Linked DNA regions of Homo sapiens: region 2 is linked to region 1. A link is an interaction called in ENCODE POLR2A ChIA-PET data of the cell type or tissue named here. Cell type or tissue: Panc1. All regions are shown on one strand.

Region 1 (2,500 bases):
GGCAAGATACTTAATCCTTAAAGTAGTGCTAATAGAAATACAATATGAGCCAAAAATGTCCTTTTGGATTTTCTAGAAACCACATCATAAGAAGTAAAAAGAACTTCATTTTAATAAACATTTAACCCAAGAGATCCAATATTTTCATTTTGACTTGTACTCAATATAAAAATTATTAATAAAACATTGTATGTCTTCTGTACTAAATCTTTGAAATCCAGTATGCATTTTATACTGATAGCCATTTCAGTTTAGAGACTAAATTTTCATCTGAAATACTTGAGATGTATTTTATAAAATTTATTCTTGGAAAATCATATTCACATACCCAAGTTGTTCCAAACATATTTTTCCAATAACTGAATTAAGTTTCAGTACTTAAACTTAAATTAATTAAAATTAAATAAAATAAATTCAGTTCTTCAGTCACGTCAGCCACATTTCAAATACTCAAAAACCACATGTGGCTATTGGCTGCCATTATTAGACACACAACTACAACTGGGGATAGCATCTATTTCACTGGGTTGTTCTAAGATTGCATGAGAGAGTTTTACAAATCATAAAACGCTGTCCAAATAAATTACTTCTCCTCCAAGGTCACCCAACTAATGAGAGGTGGCTCAGGAACAAGAATCAGGCCAATGTGATTTCCACATATGGACATTTGAAATTTGAACACTACTCATCTTGAACCTGGCTTTCAATCTTTTTAAAACTGTGATTCACAGTAAGAAATATATTTCACATCACAATGAAAGACACATACACCTGTGCATGTGTGTGTCCGTGTGTGTGTGCGTGTGTGTGTGTGTGTGTGTGTGTACCTGTAGATCAGCAGCCACTGTTATTTCCCAAAAGAGAGTTACAATGAGGATATTTTATAAATTAATTCTGCTTCTTCCTCCTGCTGGTCTTCTCCTCCTCCTCCTTCTCCTCCTCTCTGTTTAGTGCTGGTCATGACCCACTAAATTGATTTCATGGCCCATTAATGGGTTACAAACCACAAGTTGAGAAACACTGATCTTAAGAGTCCAAACTTCAAGGCATTTTAAAAATTGATTTGTTTTATGTTGCAAAGAGTAACCCTCTGTAGCCACTCGTCATAATGTTCAAAAAGGAAAAACATCCCCCCCAAGGTAAATAAGAAATATGACACTGCTTTAGATAAGATATAAGAAAATAAGTGAGTTGCCCACTTTTTTGTTAAATATTATTAATTTATTCATTCAGCAAATGTTTATTGAAGAAACACTGTACTTGGCATTGCACCAGGTACTAGTGAGCCCCGGCCCAAGACAGGCGGGATCCCTGTGCTTATAGAAGTTCAGCTCCAAAACAACAGAAGCCTTCGCTGCGATGACTTAGCCAGATAAGGATCTTGGGTGTTTTGCTGTGTGTTTCCCACAAGAAGAGCGGAGACAGGCAGTTCAGCACTGGCATAGATATCCAATGACACCATTAGTGACTTAACTCTTTTTTTTTTTTTTGAGACCGAGTCTTGCTCTGTCGCCCATGCTGGAGTGCAGTGGCATGATCTTGGCTCACTGCAACTTCCACCTTCCGGGTTCAAGCGATTCTCCTGCCTCAACCTCCGGAGTAGCTGGGATTACAGGTGCACGCCACCACGCCCGGCTAAGTTTTTGTATTTTTAGTAGAGACAGGGTTTCACCGTGTTAGCCAGGACGGTCCCAGTCTCCTGACCTCGTGATCCGTCTGCCTTGGCCTCCCAAAGTGCTGGGATTACAGGCGTGAGCCACCGCGCTCGGCTGTGACTTAACTCTTATTACTTTACTAGTCCACATCCCATGTTGTCAATCCCTGGTTACAAGACAGCTGCCACACCTCCAGGCATTATGTTCATATTCTAGGCAAGAAAAAGAAGAAAGAAGCAGAAAGGGGAAACTTTCCCCACAGTTCCCCGCACCAGAGGGCTGCCAGATAAAACACAGGATGTCCAGTTAAATGTGAGTTTCAGATGAACAACAAAATTGTTTTTTAGCATAAGCATGTCTCATGCGATATTTAAGATATATTTTCACTAATAAAATTGTTCGTTATTAATGTGAAATGCACATTGAACTGGGTGTTCTATATGTTTATTTGCTGAACCTGGCAACCATACGAGCATAATTCTGCTCACATTTCACCACCAGAACTGTGTCACATGGCTGTTCCTATCTGCAAGGAAGCCTGGTTAAATCAAGTCTTTTTTTTAAACTTCCAGTCTCAATAAAAGAAGGAGGCAAGAGAGAAGGAAGTTGGTTGGGGACCTGAGTGAGCCAGCCTATGAAATCCACCGCAGTTCAGTTCCCCTCTGGCCTTTCTTATAGATCATATTATGGAATTTGTTTTTGTTTTTGTTTGAGACAGAGTCTCACTCTGTTGCCCAGGCTAGAGTGCAGTGGCACGATCTCTGCTCACTGCAACCTCCGCCTCCCTGGTTCAAGCGATTCTCCTGCCTCAGCCTCCTGAGTACCTAGGACTACAGGCGCACGCC
Region 2 (2,500 bases), 510 kb after region 1:
ACACAGCTAGTAAGAAGCTTGGATGGAAACCCAGGTCTGCTGACTCTGAGCTGTGTCTTTGCTCAGCTGTGTAACTGACTGTCAGCAGCCTCAGTCCACCAAGAAGCAGGCACCCACCTGAGTGTTCAGCCTATGAAGGGCTTGTACCTACTCCTAACACACCTGTCCAGCCATCACAGCCAAGTCACCTGTCCAGCCACATGCTCTGCCCCCAAACATGATGCACCTAGCTCCCCAGAAGCAACCCAAGGCCTCACCACAGTATCCTCCACCTCTACCTCCTACCCTCCTCACTGTAAATCTGCTAGAAGGACAAGAGACATCTCTGAGCATTTCCAAGCTGCCGGCAGGAGGCGGTGCCCTTGCCCACTCAGCCACTTCCAGGTAGTCTCCATGTTACAAAGGCCAACTGCATAGCAAGGGGTCTGACACATGTCCAACGCCATTCAGAGTTTTCAAACTTCAAGTTGCACCCCCCAGAGGAGAGACAGGTGGGAGAGTAAAAGCAAGCGGTGCTCACCTGGACCAGGTGGGCAGTGACAAGCTCCGTCTTGGCCTTGCAGAGCTCCAGGAGCTGCCCCACGCCTTCCATCCGGGACCGGAAGTCCTTGGCCTCCAGCAGCCGTGTCAGCTCCCGTAGCTGCTCCACCATCTCCCCGCGGCCCTGCAGTGTGGAGCGCAGCCCCACCAGCCTTGGGCCATTGCAGCTGAGCCTAGGTAAGGAGCGTGGCGTCTGAACCCCCCAGGGAAGAGCCCGGGGGAATGAACCCACTTCTGGTCCCATGCCACCTCCTACAGGCAGGTGGGGCAGAGACAAGAGTGTCACCTGCAGGTTAGTCCACCCCCAGCTTCCCCTCCACCTACAGCTTGTTGCCCAGGGCTCCATCCCCTTGTCAGGGGCCAGGGCTCTCTCTTCCTACCTTTTTCTCTTTTCAGAAGATATGTAAGCAATGGGGGAAGTCAGAGTGAGGAAGTGGCTATCCACAAAAGAATGACTGGTACACATTTTTTTTTTTTTTTTTTTTTGAGGCAGAGTCTCGCTCTTGCTGCCCAGGCTAGAGTTTAATGGCCCAATCTCAGCTCACTGCAACCTCCACCTCCTGGGTTCAAACGATTCTCCTGCCTCGGCCTCCCAAGTAGCTTGTATTACAGGCATGTGTCACCATGCCCGGCTAATTTTTGTATGTTTAGTAGAGACAGGGTTTCAGTATGTTGGCCAGGCCGGTCTCAAACTCCTGACCTCATGATCCACCCACCTTGGCCTCCCAAAGTGCTGGAATTATAAGTGTGAGCCACTGCACCTGGCCAACTGGTGCACATTTAATGTAAGAGTGGGGAAAGACCTTGGAGGTCATCACAGCCAACCTTCTGCCCAGCTCCTATATCCTGATCCCTGGCTGGCTAGGCTCTGCTCACACTCCCCCAGCAACTGGGGACATTGTAAAAAGCCCCATTTTCTTACACTGGGATCACATGCCCATCACAGCCCCCTAGCCCCTTCCAGCCAGCATAAGAACAGCTCTGTGCAGAACTACTGTCTCCCACCTTCAGCTCCAAGCCTGGGTCACTGGCTCATGCCCTACACCCAGGTCCCATCCAGCAGAGCCCACTGTCCCTCATTCTGTGATTCACTCCTGCATTCCACACTCATTGTCTACTGAGAGCCAAGAGCTGTGCTGGGCACTGAGAACCGTGAGATGAGAGCACAGCCTTTGCCGTTAGGAGCTCACAGACCAAGGGAAGATAGATACATCAACGGGGCTGACAGAGGTATGAAGAACAGGCCAGCCTGTCACCCTGAGGACATGAGGACACAGAGTGGTAGAGCTTCCTGGAGAAAGTGACAGGTGAGCTGAATCTTGCAGAACCAATAGACATGTTCTAGGTGCAGATGGTGTCTAGGATAAGCAAAGGCACAGCAGGGAGAGAGGATGTGGAGGGGCATGAATACCAGCTGCTCTCATGTTTTGCTTATCCCAGGTGCTGCTCTGGTCAGGCCGAGACAGGAAGAGTGGGAGAGTAGGCAGGAAGTTACCTTTGAAGAAGTGGGCATGGGGCTTCCCTAGTGCCCTGCTAAGGAGTTCAGATGGGATCAGCCCAGGACATTACAGAAGGGCTTCAGTTTTAAGCACAGGCGTGACCATCAGACTCCTGCTTGGTTTCTAACTGCTCCCAGCAACCCCACACCCCCTCCTCCCAGCCCCTCAGTCCATGTCTTCTCATCTGCCTTAGTTCAGGCTGGGCCTCTGAACTAGTCCCAGGCTGGCCACTCTGGTGGTTAAAGGATCTGCTGGTCTAAGCGAACGAGGAAACACTGAGCTCACACAGAGAGTCCAACCACCGATGCTAGTGGAACCCCGCCCACTCAGCTGGGACTGCAGGAACCAACTTCTACTGGCAGATGCTCCCAAGCCCAGGATTTGGTCTCCCTGGGATTTGGGTTGGGGGGAACACATCCTGCAAATTCATCTATTAGTATTGCAGCCCCAACTAGGTCTCA

The links. ChIA-PET counts read pairs that join two places held together with the same protein. Peaks named below come from ENCODE experiments on the same cell type or tissue, not always from the same donor. Only the 100,000 strongest peaks of a DNase experiment are listed, where the experiment ranks them.
Region 2: POLR2A ChIA-PET joins it to region 1 with 5 read pairs; 2 of 35 experiments call an interaction of 5 or more read pairs at or near these places.

What each region holds. Positions count from the first base shown.
Region 1 is chr2:29,547,463-29,549,962 of GRCh38, reverse strand. All of the region lies in intron 3 of ALK (ALK receptor tyrosine kinase), which reads left to right. Among named protein-coding and RNA genes, the nearest start is that of ALK, 370 kb to the left of the region's middle. In Panc1, no CTCF peak of the experiment used is centred here; no DNase peak of the experiment used is centred here.
Region 2 is chr2:29,033,677-29,036,176 of GRCh38, reverse strand. TOGARAM2 (TOG array regulator of axonemal microtubules 2) reads right to left here. Exons shown (of 20, transcript NM_199280.4): 17 at 521-713. Among named protein-coding and RNA genes, the nearest start is that of PCARE, 40 kb to the left of the region's middle. In Panc1, no CTCF peak of the experiment used is centred here; no DNase peak of the experiment used is centred here; H3K27ac peaks cover 800 bases.